3 separate regions of the Homo sapiens genome follow, and all the other regions are linked to region 2. Evidence: read pairs that join two places in POLR2A ChIA-PET (ENCODE). Cell type or tissue: HepG2. All regions are shown on one strand. Links, peaks and the distances in the headings refer to the core of each region. The heading gives the core; the rest is flanking DNA.

Evidence for each region. Peaks named below come from ENCODE experiments on the same cell type or tissue, not always from the same donor. Only the 100,000 strongest peaks of a DNase experiment are listed, where the experiment ranks them.
Region 1: POLR2A ChIA-PET joins it to region 2 with 17 read pairs; 5 of 35 experiments call an interaction of 5 or more read pairs at or near these places.
Region 3: POLR2A ChIA-PET joins it to region 2 with 44 read pairs; 5 of 35 experiments call an interaction of 5 or more read pairs at or near these places.

The regions. Positions count from the first base shown.
Region 1 is chr5:173,797,858-173,809,350 of GRCh38, reverse strand. No RefSeq gene overlaps it. Among named protein-coding and RNA genes, the nearest start is that of LINC01485, 13 kb to the right of the region's middle. RefSeq lists an enhancer at 6,311-6,605. In HepG2, for the core only: no CTCF peak of the experiment used is centred there; DNase peaks (open chromatin) are centred at 2,530 and 2,930.
Region 2 is chr5:173,967,716-173,972,715 of GRCh38, reverse strand. No RefSeq gene overlaps it. Among named protein-coding and RNA genes, the nearest start is that of C5orf47, 19 kb to the left of the region's middle. RefSeq lists an enhancer at 4,209-4,872. In HepG2, for the core only: a CTCF peak has its summit at 1,611; DNase peaks (open chromatin) are centred at 2,305 and 2,995; H3K4me3 peaks cover 503 bases.
Region 3 is chr5:173,821,929-173,826,928 of GRCh38, reverse strand. No RefSeq gene overlaps it. Among named protein-coding and RNA genes, the nearest start is that of LINC01485, 33 kb to the right of the region's middle. RefSeq lists a cis regulatory region at 4,105-4,507. In HepG2, for the core only: no CTCF peak of the experiment used is centred there; DNase peaks (open chromatin) are centred at 348, 2,578, 2,998, 4,268 and 1 weaker place; H3K4me3 peaks cover 2,293 bases.

The DNA of each region.
Region 1 (11,493 bases), core at 1-5,000, 160 kb after region 2:
GTATGTATTAGATTGAACCACATGAAATAGTTTTGTACGTCAGAGATGGTTGAGTGCCTGCAATTTCAATGATTCAACCTAATATACGGCTCAAGGTCACACTGCAACTTTTTTGGCCAAAGATATGAAATGTTAAAAGATAAGTCATTATCATCTGGGGCCTTGAACATGCTGTTTTCATGTGTCATTCTTTTTTTTTTTCTCTTTTTTTTGAGACAGAGTCTCACTCTGTCGCTGAGGCTGGAGTGCAGGGGTGCGATCTCGGCTCACTGCAGCCTTGACATCCCAGGCTCAGGCGATCCTCCCACCTCAGCCTCTGGAGTAGCTGAGAGTACAAGCACATGCCGGTATGCCTGGCTAATTTTTGTAAATTTTTTTTTTTTTGGAGAGAGGGGGTTTTGCCATGTTGCTCAGGCTGGTCTCAAACTCCTGGGCTCAAGCAATTCTCCCACCTCACCCTCCCAAAGTGCTGGCATTACAGGCATGAGCCACCGCGCCCAACCTTCATGTATTATTCTTGAATCTAAAAGGAAAAAAGAATATGTATTTTTGTAGTGATTGCTGGAGCCCTCTTTCCTAGGTTGGCTGTGGTCAGTTTGCAGCACAGTCCTAATGTTAATGGTGAGTGTGTGGGGAGGCGGGGGAGGTTGCGGGGCGGGGATGGGTGTGGGTGTATGTTTTCAGTGAAGAAATCAAATTATTGTGTCACCCAAAGTTGCAAGGAGCCTGAGCATACATATTGGTGAGAGTGTGGGTTGGAAACAGGAATCTCGTTGCTGGATCTTTCTGCCAGGCTGACTGTGTAAGTAGGTGTAGTGCTTCACAGAAAAGCAGAACTCCTTAGGTTCCAGGCGCCAAGGAACTTCATTTCTCCTTATGACTGTCCTCACAAACCGCCAGCTGGACTCGGACTCCCTGACCCCTGGGACAAAAACCTTTGAGGGGTAGAAACTCAGCCACAATTTCTCTGATCATTCATCTTAAACAATAAGTCCTCTAGGGAGGCCAGCGAGGCTATGGAGGGAGCCTTGTGTGGTGCAGCAAGTGGGGCCAGGGGACAACTGATGGTTTAGCATTTGCAGATGAGTTCCCTATGAGCATGTGTAGTCCAAGTACACACTCCACATGCAGAAACACGCAAATGTGCATGCATGCACCATGCCCTTATGTAGAGATCATGTGTACAACTGCAGAGATCATTTCCACACACCATGCACACAGGTGCATATCTATGCATTTACATCCCAGCCTCATATTCTCTCCACAGGCACAAAGACTCATACACCAGCACCTTCTTCCAATATATCACACCTACCAAGCACATACTTGCATATGTAGTACATTGATATAGCAATATACCCACAGAAAACATTTCTGTGGTAATTTTGCAAAGATCCCAAGAAGCTGAAAACAAACATTAGGTGGCATATTCTCTGTCCATTCTAAAGTGAGGAGCTTGGGCTCTCACCAGCTTGAGAATCCTGGCATAGCCAGGCCATGTGGAGTAGCGGGCACGCTGTGAGGGACAAGAGATTACAGCGAGCTCAGAAGCAGAGCAAGGTATTTATCTTCCCCCTCCCCATTGAGTAGAACTAGAACAAGGATTTGATTTTGCCTTAAATCAAAAAGCCTCTCTTTTGGTTTTGCCTCTTAGCTGAATGCAAGGGGGAAAAGCGGGAGAGATTCCTGCCAAGATTATCGCATTTGTGAATCGAGGTTACTTCCCCCTCATCTTTGCACATGGGCCACATGAGCAGCCCATGTGAGTCTTAAGTAGCTGCCATGTGACCCACTCATTCTCGTGTCTGCGGTGTTACAGGGCAATTAGAACGATCGCATCAAGGTCACTTTGTGTGTATGTGTGCGTGTGCGTGCGCGCATGTGTGTGTATGTGTGTTTGGGCCCTCGGAGAGGACAATCAGGTGTGTGAATGAATGTCACTGGAATATGTCTTGGAGTCCAGTGGTCCATTTCCGTGGCAACGCAAAACGAAAGCCTGGGAATCAGGGAAATGCTGCCAGTTGCTATGGTCAAGGCCTGGCTCACTATAGGGGAGGAAGGAAAATCCCAGCTCAAGTGGGGAGGTTTGCGGAGAGGTTTGTTCTCTGCTTGTAAAGAACATGCTGTTCTTTCTGCTGCGTGTGACCGGCAAATCCAGTGTCTGGGGGACCAGCATTTGCACTTCTACTGACCTTTTCTCAGAGGATCCAGGACCCCACCCCGGTACCCTGGACAAACCCAGCCCTGTTAGTAAAGGTGCTAGCTGAAGGGTCTAGTTGCTGGGCAGGCTCTTCAGGAGATCGCTAAAGAAATGGGGAAAAGATCTACTTCTGCAGTTTGGGCCAATGCCATGCAATTACCCAGTAAATCCACCCAGCACAGTTGATTGTGAGGCAATTGCAACAGCAATGCCCTTTCCTCTAGGAAAGATGCAACACGGAGAGTCTCGGCCATTCATTGACTCTTACAGCTGGAAAACTCACGCAGGTCACAGCCTCTTTGCAGACGTGCACACTGATTCACTGGATACATATTTACTGAAGATCTACCATGTGCTTGGCACTGGGCTCTTGAGAAACATCAGTGCAAGAGTCAGGCAAGGTCCCTGACCCCATAGAGCTGACATTTTAGGGAGTCAATAGACAATGTAAAAGAACAGTCAGTGAGACGTATAGTGTATCAGATGGTGATAGACAAGTATAGCAAGGTAAAGGGTAGAAAAGGAGGTAGATCAGTGGAGGGATATGACTCCTCATAGAGGGGGCACAAAGATCTCTCCAATAATACGGTCTGTGAGTAGAGATCTGCACAAATGGAGGAAGCATACCATGGTTATATCAGCAGGAAGAGGGGCCCTGGAGAGGGAGTGCAAAGGCCCTGGGGCAAGAGCCTGCAAGCATATGCAAACAACTGCAGGAAGGCGGAGAAGCTGGAGCAGGGTGAGCCAATGGGACCATGGTAGCAGTTAAAGTCTCAGATATGACAGTGCCAGAGTATGTGGACTTACAGGCACTGCAAGGACTTTGCTTTCACCCTGAGTGAAAAATGAGGCCATAGGATGTTTTGATGGGAGAAAGGATATGATCTTCAGTTTTTAAAGGATCACTCCGTTTGCTGTGTCAGGAATACATTGTTGAGAAGGGGGTTCAAGATAAATGCAAGGAGATCACTGACAAGTCAATAACAGTAATCCAGGCAAAGGGTTTTGGGCTTGGAATGAGATGATAGCAGTGGAATGAAGTGGGTAGATTCTGAAGGCTGAACAGATGGGATTTACCGATAGCTCAAATGGGGGACATGAGAGAAAGAGAGAAGGTAAGGATGATTCCCAGATTTTTGGTCTAAACAATTGGAAGTGGAGTTGTCGTTTACTGAGATAGGATTCTTTTTAGATGTACTAAATTGGATGTCTTCTATTTGTTTATTAAAATGTTGAGTTAGACATTCAAGTGGAAGCATCAAGGAGAGAGTGGATATATAATGGTCTGGATTTCAGGGGAGAGGTGCAAGGTGGAGAGCTGTATTATGTATGTATCTATGGTATTAATGTATGCATTAATGGGATGTGGAGCCATGAGTCTGGCTGAGGCCTCCTACGGAGTACGTACAGATAGAAAAGGGAAGAGAAGGAATCACTGGGTCCCAAGCACATTAGCATTGACGGGTCAGGAAGCTGAGGAGGACCAGCAAAGGAGATTGAGACGTTGAGGGTGGGGAGGTACAAGGAGAACCAAGAGAGAGTCCTGTCCCTGAAGCCAGGTGAAGAAAAGGTTTCAGGAAGAAAAGAAGGAACAACTGCAACAAAGGCCACCGACAGTCAAGATGGGACTCCTGGATTCAGCACTGGAGAGGCCCAACAATAGCTCCCAACACAAAGCCTCCTTTGAAGAGTGAGTGCTGTTACCTTTTTAAACATTTGTTTCATTCATTTATTTCAACCGATGTTTATTGAGCATTCAGGATAATACAAGCAAAGATATAACATTTGTTAAGTACATACCACGTATCAGGCACTGGATTTTACATTAGTATCGCATGCAAGACTCAGGTTCACCCCAAGAGACTGGTAACGTTGTTCTTTCCATTTACATCAGAGTTCAGGTTGTAACCCAGGCCTCTCTTCTCAAAAGTCCAGATTCTTTTTCTTTTTTAAAATTGTAGTTTAAAAAAAAACACATAACATGAAATTCACCATCATAACCATTTTTGAGTGTACAGCTCAGTGGTGTTAAGTGTACCCGCATTGTTGTGCGACCCACTTCCAGAACTCTTACATCTTGCAAAACTGAGACATATGTATGAAACAACTCTCCACGTCCCCTCGCCCAGCCCTGGCAACCACCATTCTACTTTCTGTCTCTTTGAGTTTGACTACTTATATAAGTGGAATCATACAACATTTGTCTTTTTGTGACTGACTTATCGTAGTACCCTCAATTGTCTTTTTGTGACTGACTTATCATAGTACCCGAGATTGCACTACACTTAGCGTAGTGCCCTCAATTTTCATCCACATTGCAGCACGTTATCAGAATTTTCTTCCTTTTTAAGGCTAAATAATATTCCATCGTATGGATATACCACATGTTGTTTATCGACTCATCTGTCAATAGACACTTGGGTTGCTTCCTCCTTCTGGCTATTGTGAAGAGTGTTGCTATGATCATTTGTGTACAAGTATCTGTTTGAGTCCTTTCTTTCAATTATTTTGGATATACAGTCAATCCTTGGTATCCATAGTTTCTGCATTCGTGGATTCAACCAACTGTGGATGTAAAATATTCAGGAAAAAAGTGTGTCTGTACTGAACATGAGCAGACACTTTTCCTTGTGATTATTCCCTAAACAATATAACAACTATTTATACAGAACTTATATTTATTAGGTATTATAACTAATCTAGAGATGATCTAAAGTATACAGGAGAGGTTGGGCATGGTGGCTCACACCTGTAATCCCAGCACTTTGGGATGCCTAGGCGGGCAGATCACCTGAGGTCAGGAGTTCCAGACCAGCAACATGACAAAACCTCATCTCTACTAAAAATACAAAAAAAAAAAAAAAAAAAAATTAGCTTGGCACGGTAGCATGTTCCTGTAATCCCAGCTACTCGGGAGGCTGAGGAACGAGAATTGCTTGAACCTGGGAGGCGAAGGTTGCAGTGAGCCGACATTGCACCACTGCACTCCAGCCTGGGTCACAGAGCAAGACTCCATCTTAAAAAAAAAAAATAGTAAAAAGAGTATACCGGAGAATGTGCCTAGGTTATAAGCAAATACCAAACCATTTTATATCAGGACTTGAGCATCCTTGAATTTTGGTATCTGAAAGAGAGTCTAGAACCAATATCCTACAGATCAATACCAAGGGATGACTATATACTGAAGTCTGGATTTTATTTATTTATTTATTTTGAGACAGGATCTCACTCTGTCACCCAGGCTGCAGTGCAGTGGTGTGATCTTGGCTAACTGCAGCTTCAACCCCCTGGGGCCCAAGTGATCCTGCCACCTCAGCCTCCCAAGTTGCTGGGACTATAGACACATGCCAACATGCTTGGCTAATATTTAATTTTTTGTGGAGATGGGGTCTCCCTATGTTACCCTGGCTGGTCTCAAACTCCTAGGCTCAAGCAATACTCCCTCCTAGCCCTCCCAAAGTGCTGGGATGACAGGTGTGAGCCACTGCACCTGGCCAAGTCTGGATTCTTAATCTGTCCACTATTAACACAACGATAGCCAAGGGAGGGGTGGTCCCACCTAAATAGAGCACCTCTGGCAGGAAACACAGACACCGAACAGGTAACTCCAGGAATTCTGAGTGCTATCCACAAAAATGAAGGTGTAGAGTCACCACAGACAGGAATGCCTACTGTGTGACTTGAAGGAGAAGAGAATGATGAAGAAGATCCAAACACTGCCCGCAAAATTCTCCCAGAGTATTAAATGGTAGCCAACCTCACTAATCAAAGGGACTTACAAGTTTAGATGGGAAGGTCTTATGATCTTAATGTGCCTGGGGCAGATGGAGTAAATATTTTAGATCTAGAATAGTAAAATAATGATGATGATAATGATGATAACTATCCTTTACTGAGAGTTTATCCTGAGCTGGATACAGTGTTAAAAGCTTAAGACGCATTATCCTGTTGAACCCTTACAATGACCTTGCAATGTAAGAACCGTTATTATCCTCCTTTTACAGATGGAGAAACTGAGACTGAGGGAGGTGAGCTCCTTCATTCAAGGCGTGCCGCTGGCATCAGAGTTGGGGTTGAGCCAGCTCTGCTGACCCTCAGGCCAATGCCCTTGGAAACCACCACCCTGCCCACCCTTGGCCCCTGCCCACAGACCCCTGCGCCAGTGTCTCCCATGGCAAGCTGAGTGAATGAGGCTTAGGTCCAAGGGGCAGCATGGGCCACGCCCCATTCCCCAACAGGGCAGAGCCTTTGCCATGCACAGCCACAGTGGATTTCAACACTCTGATTTCCTCATCTTCCTTTCCCAACGTGTGACCTGCTGATCCAACATGTGACCAGGCAGGGGCAAATGGGCTGAGATATGAGAAGGGGACAGGCCTCACCTCTTTCCTGGACTCCCACACTCACCTCCCCACAGCTCCCGTGGATTCCAGTGTCTTCCCTGGCAATCTCTGCTCCACAGCAGCTCGAGGGAGCTTGTATTTTATTTTATTTTTATTTTTATTTTTTTGAGACAGAGTCTCACTCTCTCTCTCAGGCTGGAGTGCAGTGGCGCGATCTCAGCTCACTGCAAGCTCCGCCTCCCGGGTTCAAGCGATTCTCCTGCCTCAGCCTCCCGAGTAGCTAGGATTACAGGCATGAGCCACCATACCCTGCTAATTTTTTAAATTTTAGTAGAGATGGGGTTTTGCCATGTTGGCCAGCCTGCTCTCGAACTCCTGGCCTCAAGTGATCCGCCTGCCTTGGCCTCCCAAAGTGCTGGGATTACAGGCGTGAGCCACCATGCCTGGCCTGAAGGAGCTTTTAAAAGTGTCAGTTTGATTATGTCACCCCGCAGCTACATTTTTTTGTAATTTGTCTGCTGCTTAGAATAAGAGTCACACTCCCTGCTCTGGCCTCGAGGCCCCACATGCAACTGCCTCCCCCCAACCTAGCTCTCCTGCCTGACCTCTCTCCACTCTGCTCCAATGTCCCTTCCCAATGAGGCCTTCCACAGCCATCTCAGGTGCATTCACTCACTCTCCATCTCCACCCAGTTACTCTCTAGCACATAACCTTTTTTTAAAAAAAGTCATTTTTTTAGCTGGGCACGGTGGCTCATGCCTGTAATCCCAGCACTTTGGGAGGCTGAGGCGGGTGGATCACAAGTTCAGGAGTTCGAGCCCAGCCTGGACAACATGGTGAAACCCCCATCTCTACTAAAAATACAAAATTAGCCAGGCATGGTGGCGGGCACCTGTAGTCCCAGCTACTCGGGAGGCTGAGGCAGAAGAATTGCTTGAACCCAGGAGGCAGAGGTTGCAGTGAGCCGAGATCATGCCACTGCACTCCAGCTTAAGCAACAAAGGGAGAACCCATCTCAAAAAAAAAAAAGTCATTTTTTTGGTGGTAAAGCATACATATATAAAATGTATCTTTTTAGCCACTTTTAAGTATATGCTTCAGTGGCAGTAAGTTCATTCCCATTGTTGTGTGACCATCACCACCATTTGTCTCCAGTCGTTTTATTCATGCCAAAGAGAAACTCTATACTCATTGAACAATAATTCTCCGGCCCCTGGTAACTTCTACTCTACTTTCTATCTCTGTGAATTTGACTACTCTGGGAATCTCATATAAGTGGAATTACACGGTTTGTGTCCTTTTGTCACTGGCTTATTTCCCTTAGCATAGTATCCTCAAAGTCCATGCATGTTGTAGCATGTGTCAGAATTTCCTTTCTTATTAAAGGTGAATGTAGATACCCACATTTTGTGCATCCATTCATCTGCTGATGAACAGGAAGGTTGTTTCCAACTTTGGGCTGTTGTGAATAGTGCTGTACGCAGCTGTGAACAAGTGTCGGGTGTTGCACAAGCTTTTGTATTGTGTCTCTAACACACCACTGCTTGAAATGATTTTGCTCATTGCTTTGTTTGCTGACTTGTTTTCTGTCTCCCTCCGGTCATCTCCTTGGATACAGGAGCCTTGCCTGTTTGGCATTCGATTGTCATCACAGGCCCATAACGGTGTCCTGCTTATGCTAGGTGCTCAACAAATATTTCCTTTTTTTTAATCGAGACAGAATCTCACTCTGTTGCCCAGGCTGGAATGCAGTGGTGCGATCTCGGCTCATTGCAACCTCTGTCTCTTGGGTTCAAGTGATTCTCCTGCCGTAGCCTCCTGAATAGCTGGGACTACAGGTGTGCACCACCATGCCCGGCTAAGTTTTGTATTTTTTGTAGCACTGGCATTTTGCCATGTTGACCAGGCTGGTCTTGAACTCCTGACCTCAGGTGATCCGTCCAGCTCGGCCTCCCAAAGTGCTGGGATTATAGGCATGAGCCACTGCACCCGGCCTCAATAAACATTTTTGAATGAAGGATGAATAACACTGCAGATGGCCCAGCCTGTTGGGCACAGGCCTAATCACCACTTCTAAGTGAGTACGTGTCTGAAACACTAAAATGCTCACAGGCATTCACAGGCAGCATTTTAAAAATTTCATTTATTTGTCAAATTTAATATAACATTTCCAAGAGTAACATGTACCCTGTGGTCCATGGAAACGAAAGGTGTGTGTGCAATCAACAAAACCACAGGGACTGAGAGAGCAAGGTTAAATGTAGGAATCCAAGGAGTATTCCACCGATCCGCCAGAGCGTGTCTGTGCTGCTTAAGTCAGATAAGGCGAAGGTTTGGAATGTCCTGAGACAAGGGAGTGGTATTCGCCTCCCTCATAAAAACTCACCACCATGTTTTGGGCACATGTTCTTTGCCAGTGTCTGATTATCTGGGACTGCTGTGAATAGGAAGATCGTTTCAGGGGAGAAAGCAGCCCCTTAAGCACCAATGAAACAACAGCATCATCATGCCCAAAACTCTTTCCTCAGCATAGCAGTGTCAGAAATAGCAGCCAGGACTCCTGCATTCAGCCTGCTTTGCCACCCTTGGTTGGGACTGGATGGGTGTTGCTTGTCCTTTTTGCTATTCATGGCTTCTTGCTTTTTCTGAGCCAACCAAGGTCCAATCTCCCGTATATCCTTTTCCTCGCATGTGTGTATGTGAAAGTGTGTGAGACAGAGTGCCTGTGTGTATGTATGAGTGTGTGAGTATGTGTGAGACTGTGAAGGGATGTGGGGTGGAAGGGTGTATAGAAGTGTATATATGGGCTGGGCGCGGTGGCTGACGCCTGTAATCCCAGCACTTTGGGAGGCTGAGGTGGGTGGATTATCTGAGGTCGGAAGTACGAGACCAGCCTGACCAACATGGAGAAACCCCGTCTCTACTAAAAATACAAAAAAATTAGCTGGACGTGGTGGCACATGCCTGTAATCCCAGCTACTTGGTGGGCTGAGGCGGGAGAATCGCTTGAACAGGGGAGGCGAGGTTGTGGTGAGCCAAGATCATGCCTTTGCACTCCAGCCTGGGCAAGAAGAGTGAAACTCTGTCTCAAAAATAAATAATTAGTTAATTAATTAATTAATTAAAAAATAAGTGTATATATGTACATGTGTGTGGATGTGTGTGTGTGTGTGTGTGTGTGTTTTAACTGCAGTGACATTGGATAAGTCACTTAAACTCTTTGAGCCTCTTTTTTGTTGTTCATAAAAACAGACAAATGAAAAAAGCTCCTCCCTGCCCGGGGATGTGTGAACTCAGTGGGTAACATCTGTGGGCATTCCACATGGTGCTGGGCACATGGCAAGTGTTAATAAATGATACCTGTCACTTTCAGACTCTCTATCACGCAATCTCCTGACCAAGAATCTAGCTGTCAGTCACCTCTTAAGCTACATAAACTACACTCTGCTTTTATTCAGCTGGGGGTAGAGTGCAAAGAGGGGATATTTGTTGAAGGAATGGAAGAGACAGTTTTCTATGCTGACAGCATATCAGAGTGGCACATTTTCTCACTTCACTTTGTGTTTTATGTCCATTTTCTCACTGGATCCTCACTTCAGCCCTGTGTAGTTGCTTTAGTGATAACCAGTTTACAGATGGGAAGCTTGAGGCTCAGAGAACAACAGATCACACATCCAGCAAGTAGCAGAGCAGGCATTTGACTCCAGACCTGGGCACTTCAAAGCCACCGTTCCCTCTACTCTCCAACACTGAAGGATGGCTCTGGAGTCAGCCAAAATGCCTGCTGGGGAGGTTGTGTGCCAGGCAGGGGACACAGGATAACCAAAGGCCAGGAGAAGAGAGAAATAATATGTATGTGATTCTGGAGCCCAAGGAGAATGTGAGGAGAGAAAGGGTGAGGCTTGAATTTAGGGTGAGGTTGAATTTTGCAGAGCCTTGAAGTCTGCATTGAGACGTTTAGGATTTATTTCAACAGAGAACCTAGACCAGATTTGAGTTTAAGCAAAGTGATTTTGACACATCCAATAAAAATGATCATAGAGCTACCCCCAAGGAAGAATCCTGGAGAAATAGCAGTGGCCTGGGCTGGGGCAGCTCTCGGAGAAGCTGGCTGGGAAAGCCACCACCCGCCAGGATCCTGCTGGAGCCTCATGCTGACCACCCGGCTCTAGGGCCCAGTTGCTCCCTCTCCATCTCTCACTGCTCGGAGCAAATGGATCTTGTGCTGCAGGCAATAACTTCAGGAACCCACTCAAATGTCAGTGGGGGATCTATGTTCCATGGCCACAGGGGCCTTCTGGAAAAGAGAGGTTTCCAGAAGCAGTGGGTACTGTGGCCAGTAGGAACACCCTAGCTGATTGCCATGATGACCAGTGGGGTGTTGCCTTTCCTTTCTGTGCTCCTATACTCCCTCTTCCTTCCTCCAGTACAAACTAGCCCCATGCTACTAGAAGGTACTCAATGACAGGCTGCCTCCTCTGGCTTTGAGTAAAAGCCTGAACTTGAGTTATTATGCTGCAGGGGAGGGAGAGAGCCAAGTGCCTTTGAGTGCAGTGAGACAGAGGGAGACTGACCAGGACTGGGTGGGGGTGGAAACTTCAGTGACCAATGGAAATGGCTGAGTGGCACATTTAATTCAGGGAGGCTAGACCCTGGCACAGCAGTACAATAGATGCCTACCTATAGGGGCCCCCACAGAAGGGATGAGGAGAAGATCAGCAGTAGCCAAGTCTGCAAGGTTGGACTGAAGACTGATTTCAGGTGGGAGCTTCACAGATGGTGCATTGCCCTGAAGAAGAGGGGTCCTGGGCCAGGCGCGGGTGGCTCACGCCTGTAATCCCACCACTTTGGGAGGCTCAGGAGGGGGATCACTTGAGCTCAGGAGTTCATGACCAGCTTGGCCGACATGGCGAAACCCTGTCTCTACTAAAAAATACAAAAATTAGCTG
Region 2 (5,000 bases), core at 1-5,000:
CCCCAGGACTGCTCTGTGAGGGAAAGAGGCCCAGGCCAATTCTATGTGTTGAGGGGAAGAGAGATTTCCTTTTTTATAATAAACAAATTGTGGGCCGGGTGCGGTGGCTCACGCCTCTAAATTCCAGCACTCTGGGAGGCCGAGGCGCGCGGATCACCTGAGGTCAAGAGTTGGAGACCAGCCTGGCCAACATGGCGAAACTCCGTCTCAACTAAAAATATAAAAATTAGCCAGGTGTGGTGGCGGGCGCCTGTAATCCCACCTGTTCAGGAGGCTGGGGCGGGAGAATCGCTTGAACCTGGGAGGCAGAGGTTGCAGTGAACCGAGATGGCGCCACTGCACTCCAGCCTGGGCGACAGATCAAGACTCCATCTCAAAAAAAAAAAAAAAAAAAACCACACACAGAAATTGATATATTTTAAATGTGTATGTTAAACAAATAAATAAATGCTATTAACCCTCAAAGTACAATGTAACATCCTTGTGCTCTTGTTGAGAATTAGGGGAAGATTGGATTCTTTGTGGGTTACCACAGAGGGTGTGATAATGGTACCAAGTTGAAAGGTGTTCAGGGCTCAATGCTATGATACCAGGCAGTGGAGCTCTATGGCTATTGTTCAGCCTTCAGATAATGTCAGCTGTCTCCATTTTCAGTCCTTTGTGAATGAAAGGACCCTGGGCCCAGGGGACCTGGCCCAACCCTGAAGGAATGGGAGGGCCCCACCCCTACAGGGAACTGAGATACAATTCTCTAGACCTGGTAGCAGGAAAACTGAGTGTTTCCTCCCTCCCCCTGCTGCCTCCACACCACAAAACCAACACAGACACACACCTGGGTTTTGCGCCCAGTCTCTTAATTAAGTTGCCTGCATCATCACTTCCATCTCATTTTCCTTCCAGAACCGCCCTTCCCGCCCCCGCCAAATTAGAGCACCGCTTGATCAGAATTAGAGTCTGTTTCATGCAACTAAGTATTAATACCACTCCTTACTTGTTGAAGCAGGATCTCATACCCTTTCAGATAAGCAAAGAATTTCAATGAGACTTCAGAGGACAGGGAGGGGATTGGGGTAACAGTCTCCCTTTGTAATCGATACCTTCCTTTTGAAGGTTCTGTGTGTCTAGGCAGGATTAGAACTGGCCTTGTTTCCTTCTGACTTCATGAAAGTTTTGCCTTTGCTGAAGTGTTCCAAGGGAACGAGATTAGTAATGCGTTGTAAATTGTGTTTCCTCCCAAAATAGTAGGGCACGTGGGACTTTGCCAACTCTCAAGTCACGCGCACGTGTCTTCCTCACTGCCCACGTTCTCTCTGACACGAAGAGCTAACGTGGCCCGGTTCTGCTGCCATCCTCCACTGACACCAGTGACACCAGCGCCACTGCTATCCCCTCCTAAGGGCTTCTCCTGCCCCACTCGGGCTCCTTTACAATCTATTCTTCCCACAGTTGTCCTGGTGATCGCAAATCAGTCCCATTCCTCCCCTGCAGCTACTCTTCACTGACTCTCCCTCTGTGTAATTAGAAATAAAATCTAAAGTCTCTACTGGGCTAACAAGGTCTTGTCTTGTGCAGCCCCTCCACCTCTCTGAGCTCAGGTGCGCCCCCTGGCTCACTGTGCCCGGCCACACTGCTCTTCCTTGCACATTTATCAAGCTCAGTCTTGCCCCAGGACACTTGCACGTGCTATTTCCTCTGTCCAGAATACTTTCTCCTCACAGTTTAGCATGGCTTGTGTTTTCTCATTATTCAGATGTGTTTAAATCTCACCTGTCAAGGAGGCCTTCTCTAATCGCCCAGTTAACATAGCCCCACTCCTTCCTAGTCTGCACTGTATTAGCTGGTTTAATTTCCTCGAGGCTTAGCACTAATGTTTTCCTACTTATGTACGTGTTTACTTGGTGACCGTCTGATGAGTTCCCTTTCCCAGGACATAAATGCCAAGGGAACAGGGACTTTGCTGGATTTGTCCCCACAATGTCCCCAGAGCCTGGGACAGTGCAAATACTTGTTGGATGAATGACTGAATGAATAAAGAAACTCCCTGATGCAATGCTCTTTTGCAGATCAACAACTTTGGGTAACAGTTATAAAGTCGCAAATTCAGATTAGTGGTTCTGTGCATAACAGTAGTGCCTTATCTTTTCACGGCATTCTTTCCCGAGATCTTCCCAATGACGCCCATCACATTTCACTAAGGCTGCACTGCTGAAGCTGAAGTGACTCACCAAAATCCGACACAGCAACACACACACACACACACACACACACACACACACACACACATACATCCCAGGGCTCAAACCCAGGCCTTTGTCTCCAGAACATAAATGCCAAGAGGACAGAGCCTTTACCTGTCTTGTCCCCACAGCATCCTCGGGGCCTAAGAATAACAAATATTTGTTGAAGAAATAAATAGATGAATGAATGAGCAAACTCCCGGATGGAATTTTTTCCCTGGGACTAAGGCAAATTCTAGAAAACAGATTCCAGCCTCATCTGGCTGGTCTGCTCAGACATAGAGGGGAGCCAGCCCTTCCTTTGCTTTTGTCCTCCCTGTCCCTAGGGCCTGGGTCAGGCAGGAGGCCCACCCACAACCCCCCCAGGCTCTGCTCTCCCTGCCGCTGCACTCATTCTGACAGCGTTACTCCCAGGTCTGAACGTTCACGGCTTTCTCAAGAACTAACTTCTATGGAGAAGCAGTAGCATGGAGCCCACTGGATAGCTTGGTAGAGATGTAGTCTCAGGCTCCCAGCGCTGCTGACTCGCAACCTGTATTTTGACAAGATCCTCAGGTGAACTTTTTGCCTGTACTTCTCTGAGTGCTCCAGGCTACCTTTATCAGGCATTCTGATATCCACTTTCCTTGTGAAACATCCAGCCTTGGGGCCCCATAAGCTGTGGGCCTCTAATCCTGAAGCACAGCCCTCCTCTGCATGGCAATTTTGAAAGCCGGTCTAAGAAAGAGAGCTCACATAGGGATCCTGTTAGTCACCCATTCAGCAAACATTTAGTAAGTGCTTACCAGGAGCAAGGCACATGATGGGTCCTGAGGACACAGGCGAGCAAGAGAATGTTTGTTTCCTCCCCCAAGAAAGGTAAACAAATGATAGGCAGTGACAATTATGCATCCTATTTAGTGCTGAGTCAGGAGTGCTTCTGATAACAAATAAAACATGATGGCCAGGAGGGCTTCAGAGAGACCCAGGAAGTCCTCTCAGAGGGAGGAGGTGATGGTGATGTGCCAGCTGACTGCAGAAGGAGAAGTGAGGAGCCAGCTCCACGTGGAGCTGGGTCGAAGCAAGGAAGGGAGCAGGGCAGGAGCAGGCAGAGACTTTCCTAGGAGGCAGGTGAGAGGACGGTGCACCAGGGAAGGGGACCTGCATTACCAGAACGGTGGCCCAGGCAGAGCGGCGGCAGCCCGCCGTCAAGAAGGGGAAATAGAAGGGCAGGCTGGGAGCCAGGGCCAGGTCTTGCAAGGCCTTGGGGTGGATTTGATTTCCAGGGCAATGAGCCACTGCTGTTGGGGTGTTTTGCAAGGCAGGGGCAGAGGCGGTCAGGTCTCTGTTCCACCCTAGCTGCGGGGGTGGAGGCTGGAGGCTATATCTCCATCTCTCTGAGAGGTGAGGGGACTTTCCTTAGGTAGTTGGGGCCAACAATGGTCAGATCTGGGGCAATAATGTTAATGATACTGGGGACCCCTCATGATTATGACTGAAGCACATTTTTCGTGAATACCTTGTTAAATCCTAACCTCAAACCAGTGATGAAGATATTATTTGCCCCTTCTAATGCATGAGAAAGCCGATTCTTAGAGGTTACCTAATGTGGTCTGGGTCACTCGGTCCGTCAGCAGTAGTCCAAGGATAGAAACCCCGTTGGTATCACCCCAAAGCCAAGTCCCTAACCACAATGCTTCCTGTCTTTGGCGTTTGAGCCCAGCTATGCCTAACTCCCAGAAGCAAGTCAGGTCTACTATCCCACATGGTGTCTGGGCTCCCTTCACCCACCTTTTGCAGTTTATAAGGACAAAGGGGAAAAAATTGCAGAACTAAAAATTCTGTTTCCTCAAAGGCAGTATCACTGAGCTGTCGCTGAAGGACACAGGGCCTAATTTCCAACTCCTCTTCCCACCTCCTGATTCTTTCTCTAAAGGGAAAGATTTGGGGCTTATCCAAAGTTTCCAGAAAACCAGTCCCAGGACACAGCCCCTCTGGAGTTTCTGTCCAGTTTGGTAGCACACATTCAACCCCCTCTGCTGCCGCTCATGACTCCCAGACGTGGGCGGAATCCTCCAGTTCCTAAGATGGAAAGAGGGAGACAGCAAGAGCTGGGCACTGCGGTAGCAGCAGGGCCTGGAGTCGCAGAGCCTTCTCGGTCACCATGGCAACTGTTGTAGGCTGGATGGGGTGGGAGCCAGAGAATCCACAGGAGGAAAGGAATGTGGGAGAGGGGCATCCCGGGGTTCCTAGCCCCTGCACTGGGCAGTGACCCTGCCACCCACCTCTGCCCTCAACTCAGCACTGGGACTGGCACTTTGTCAGTGGATAGATAATAGTAGCAAACAACGATGATGATAATGAGTTAACACTTACTGAGTGCTTACTCCGTGCTAAACACAGTGCTACGTGCTACCAGCATCAGATGATAGACCCCGGCTTCCAACCATTATGGAGCTCCACTCTCCATGTAGAATTCAAAGGAAAGAATATTACAAAACGTGTATAAGGAAAGCCAAGAAAAAAATTCCAGTTTTTCCCCATTATGGGTGATAACTGTGTTAATGCAAAATTGCCCCACCCTGGGGAGAACGATGAGGGTGTGATCAGGAGTGTGGAAGGCCTTAGATCCCTAGTTATGGGCCGTGTGTGTAGAGGGTGCTGTTACCTTCTGGACACAAAATTACATGCAATAGTTAAATTCTTCTCCTCTCTCTTCTTGACCTCCTCATTCTCCCTACTCTCCCCCTTAAACTCCTCCTCCTCACCCTCCGACACCCCTTA
Region 3 (5,000 bases), core at 1-5,000, 150 kb after region 2:
GTGAATATTTTAGGTTTTGCAAGCCATATGGTCTTCGTCACAGCTACTCAACTCTACTGTTATAGCACAAAAACAGCCACAGATGATATGTATATGAGCGGGTATGGCTATGTTCCAATAAAACTTTATTTACAGAAGTATGGGGTGGGCCAGGTTTGGCCAGTGGGCCATGGTTTGCTGACGCCTGAGTGACAGTCCTTGCTCATGACCTCAAGGTTACCTTGAACTCTGCAAATTGTGAGATAATGAACCAATGTGAGTTCTTACATCCATTTTCCACCAAATATCAGCTACAACATGACCTCCCTAGCTGCTCAGAGTTAAATGATTTCACAGACTTTAATGGGTCACTGAGCTTTCATCTAGCCAAGGTTAAGGGTAACCAGCTTCTCTTTGGGGCCTGGTTAATTATTACCGTGCAAGTTTAAAGGGAATGACAGACAGGTAATTTTCTTACTAAAAATGACAACAGGAACCATACCAAGAACCAAGCAAGCCACTCTTAAACCCCCATTAGCTGGTGGGGTCATTTCTAATGGCACATTCACCGACGGGACAATCGTTCTGCTGGCCTATGCTAACCAGCAATTGAAATCAATGGGAGGCTCTGGGCACCAAAGCGGGTTTTTTTCTGGGCCACCTAACCCAGACCTTGTTTTTCCAGCTGACACTCTGCCTGTGTCAGCTAATTCCTGCTTTGGAAAATGCATTCCAGGGCTAATAAGGACTTTAAAGTCACACTATTTTCTCACCATGTTATTAAAACCCAAACGGCTTTGCTTATTCCTAACATGACCAGGAGGTTCTCTGGCTAGCTTAGAAATTGCCCGAATGTCACAGAAGCTGGGGTTTCAATTGGGAAGACAAATCATGAGGTTTATTTATTGATTTTATTAAATTAAGAATTTGTTTTTAAATTATTCAAGTGCTGTAATAGCAAAGCAGTGAGTTAGGTGCCATAAGAGAATCACATGAAGACCACGATTGGACTAGAAGGCTGACATGTTTGAAAATCTGCAAGGCAGCGTTCACCTGCACCACTTACTTACTTGTGGTAGGAAGCTGGGCAAACCTCTTCACTTCACTGAGCCTCAGTTTCCCCACGTGTGAAATGGCAACAATGAGACCAATTTCACGGTGTTGTCATTGATGGTGGCAACGTGTAAGTGCCCCTGAGGCCATTCCTGAATTGCAGCTAGCATGGAAGCAGGAAGGTCGTAGGTCTGGCCAAGCCAGAAATAGCTGAGAACTGGCTCCGGAAAACTGGCAGAATCAAACCCAAGCTGTGCTCCCCAGTGCTAATTGGGAATTCATCAGGAGAAACAATGACCAGCCAGAATAATTAGGAGAATGAGCTAATGGAACCTGCCCACCCCAAGCTTTGTTCATCCTAGGATGGCAACCAGTCCTCCCCCAGGCTGGTCCACAGCTGTCTCGAGGGAGGAGGGCTGTGTGGGGGCAGAGGCAGAGTGTGCCTCATTTCAGCATGCCTATCTTTATCTCCACCATCAGTTCTCACGAATGCTGCGCTGAGCTCACCAGACGGGGCAGCCGGGGCCAATCATCCAAGGCTTAGGGAGACCTGTGGATGCTGGCAGCAAGGCAGGGCCATAAGATGCAGACTAGAGCCAGGCGTTTCCCGGGCCCCTGCTCCTCAGTGGTGCAGCCACAAGCAGAATTTTCAGAAGCATGGATGGGATTTCCGACTTCATCTAGACTTCACATCCGCTTTGTTCAGAAAAGAAAACTCAGGCCCGGAGACGGATAGTTAGTGATTTGCCAAAGGTCGTGTAGACATCAGTATTGCTGCCATCCCAGGAGCCAGACTCAAATCTCCTTACTGACCTGTCTATCTCAACACCCTTTAGAAAGAGAGCCACCAACACTGGAGTTGGAGAGGCTAGGGGTTTGTTTGAACAGAGAAGGGATAGTGTGAGGTCAAGGATGCAAATTTCTAAAATTCTGAGCTGGGTTAAAAGAAAAATCTTTCTCTACTGTGGTAATATCCACATTGGAACAAGGGACCCTCCTCTCATCCCTTCATCACCAGACTATATTCAAGTCACGTATCCCCACCCAGAGGGAAAGGTTAGCTGCAGATGAAGAAGATGGAGCACAAACACTATTATTGCCTGATTCACTTTGTGGAAAATTTTCTAATCCTGGCCCTGCCATTTCCTGGCTGCGTGTCCTTGGGTAAGTTACTTCTCTGCTCTGAGCTCTGATTTCCCCACCTGCCAAACTGGGGTAGTGGTAGAATTGAGAATCTTTTGTAAGCTGTAATTTGTTAGATGAATGGAAGGTTTTGACCAAGGGGATTTTACATGTAAAGCAGACTGAGGCAGAGAATTTTTAGTTCATAGCAGGTGCCCCTGTTCCCTAAAAGAAGGCAAAGAAAAATAATGCCAGGCAGCTACCCCGCAGAGCCTGGAACCTCCTTCCTGTTTTAACAACCTCCCTGTAAACAGTCCAGGGGGTGATAAAGTCTCCTTCACTGAAATTCTGTGGTAAATTGCATTCCAGGCAGACTCACCAATCATTAGCCATGCGATCTTGTTTATCCTGCCCCAGCCTGGAATTTGGCCTCTTACAAAATCCCAGCTACAAAAGGAAAACAGGTTGGACCAAAACTGCTTAGTGAGTAAAGGAAGGCTTCCAAGAGGAAGGCTGGGGGATGTTTACTAAACAGATGCCAGGCCCAGGCCCACGCACCAGACCCTGGCCTGAAAGTTCCAGCTGACCTTCCTGTTGACATTGATTTGAAAGTTTGTGGTATGATCTGGCCCCCAGAGAGGATAGCTCCCAAACTTGGGTAATTGACTAGGCTCTGCCAAAAGTCAGGTCTCCGCTGCCAGTCATGGCCACATTGCCTTCCATTTGCCCAATGGAGGGATTAACATTTGTCGGGTACCTTGTATGGGGTGGGGATTGTGCAGTTCTCATCATTTCCCTCAGAAGTTTTGACAGAAGCATAACTTGAGTCTCTTCTGATCTATTGAGTCATTTGCCCAAGGTCATAGGGCCGGGAGGGTGAAATAGACAGGGGTGGCTGCTGTTTGTGTCGGCCGACACATTTCCTCCCCTCTCCACTTCTTAGGATAGCAGACCAAGATAGCCTGTCCACAGAGGCTGGGTGCAAGACCCAGGCTGATCCAATCCTAAGACCATATCCTCCTGGCAAAATCAGAGAGGAGCGTGCGACCAAGATGGGCCATTCAGATGCTGTTTCAAACATTTAACGTATGTAACTACATTTATGCCTCACGCAATGGACTGAATATTTCTGTCTCCCCAGATTTGTATGTTAAAATCCTAACCTCCAATGTGGTGATATTTGGAGATGGGTCCTTTGGGAGACAACTGAGTCATGAGAGTGGATCCCTCATGGAAGAGATTAGTGCCCTTATAAGAGGGACTCCAGAGAGCTCTCTTTCCTCTTTCCACCCTGCAATGACACAATAACAATCTGCAGCCTGCAGCAGGGCCCTGGAGCCAAACCATGCTGGCACCCTGACCTCAGGCTCCCAACCTCCAGAACTGTGAGAAATAAAGTTCTCTGGTTTATGGTACCTATTAGGTTGGTACAAAAGTAATTGCAGTTTTTGCCATTAGTTGTTTTTTTTGTTTGTTTGTGTGTTTGGTTTGTTTTGTTTTTCTTTTTTTTTTTTTTTTGTGAGATGGAGTCTCGCTCTGTCACCCAGGCTGGAGTGCAGTGGCATGATCTCGGCTCACTGCAAGCTCCGCCTCCTGGGTTCATGCCATTCTCCTGCCTCAGCCTCCCGAGTAGCTGGGACCACAGGCACCTGCCACCACGCCTGGCTAATTTTTCGTATTTTTAGTAGAGACGGGGTTTCACCGTGTTAGCCAGGATGGTCTCGATCTCCTGACCTCATGATCCGCCCACCTCGGCCTCCCAGAGTGCTGGGATTACAGGCGTGAGCCACTGCACCCTGCTTGCCATTAGTTTCAATCACAAGAACTGTAATTACTTTTGCATCAACCGTATAGTTATTGCAGCCCAAACTAAGATACCTCTTAGCAACCCAATGATATAGATCCTTACTGTACAGACAAACAGAGTTGTTATGTAACTTACTGGAGCTCACACAGCTAGTTAGTGGGAAGGCTAAGATTCAAACTCCAGAGCCCACACTCTTAGCCACTAGGCTAGCCTGAGCCTAGTGACTGTCCTCTTTCTGTTCCACCACAAAGCTTCTTGTGGCTTTGTTTTTCGTGAGAACGTCTAGTCCCTCCCCAACTCTGCTTTGAGGTGTTATTTAAACAATGTAATCGGGCCAATCTGCTTCTCATAATGCCTGACTCATTCTCTGTCTTCTACAGTGTCAAGTCCAAGTAGCATGTCTACTGTTGGGTCTGTGCTGCCTCCCCTCAATGGCTCACCCACACCCCCACACACATACACACCCACACACACACACCTGCTGACAGATCAGGCCACTGATGATTTCTGGAAAATGTCAGCTTCCTAGGGTGGCATCGTCCATACATATAATGCAAGTCACGTATGTAATTTTACATTTTCTAGCAGCTACATTAAAAAAGTAAAAAGAGGCCAGGCGCACCTGTAATCCTAGCACTTTGGGAGGCTGCGGCAGGCGGATCACGAGGTCAGGAGTTCGAGACCAGCCTGACCAACATGGTGAAACCTCATCTCTACTAAAAATACAAAAATTATCTGGGCATGGTGGCACGCGCCTGTAATCTCAGCTACTCAGGAGGATGAGGCAAGAGGATTGCTTGAACCCGGGAGGCGGAGGTTGCAGTGAGCCGAGATCACACTATTGCACTCCAGCCTGAGCAACAGAGCAAGACTCCATCTCAAAAAAAAAAAAAAAAGTAAAAAGAAACTGGTAAAATCCCTTTAGTAGCATATTAAATATATGTAAAATATTGACATTTCAACATGTAATCAACAGAAAACAAATTAGGAGTGAGTTTCTTGTTTTTGTTCTAAATTTTAGCAATCTGGCATATATCTT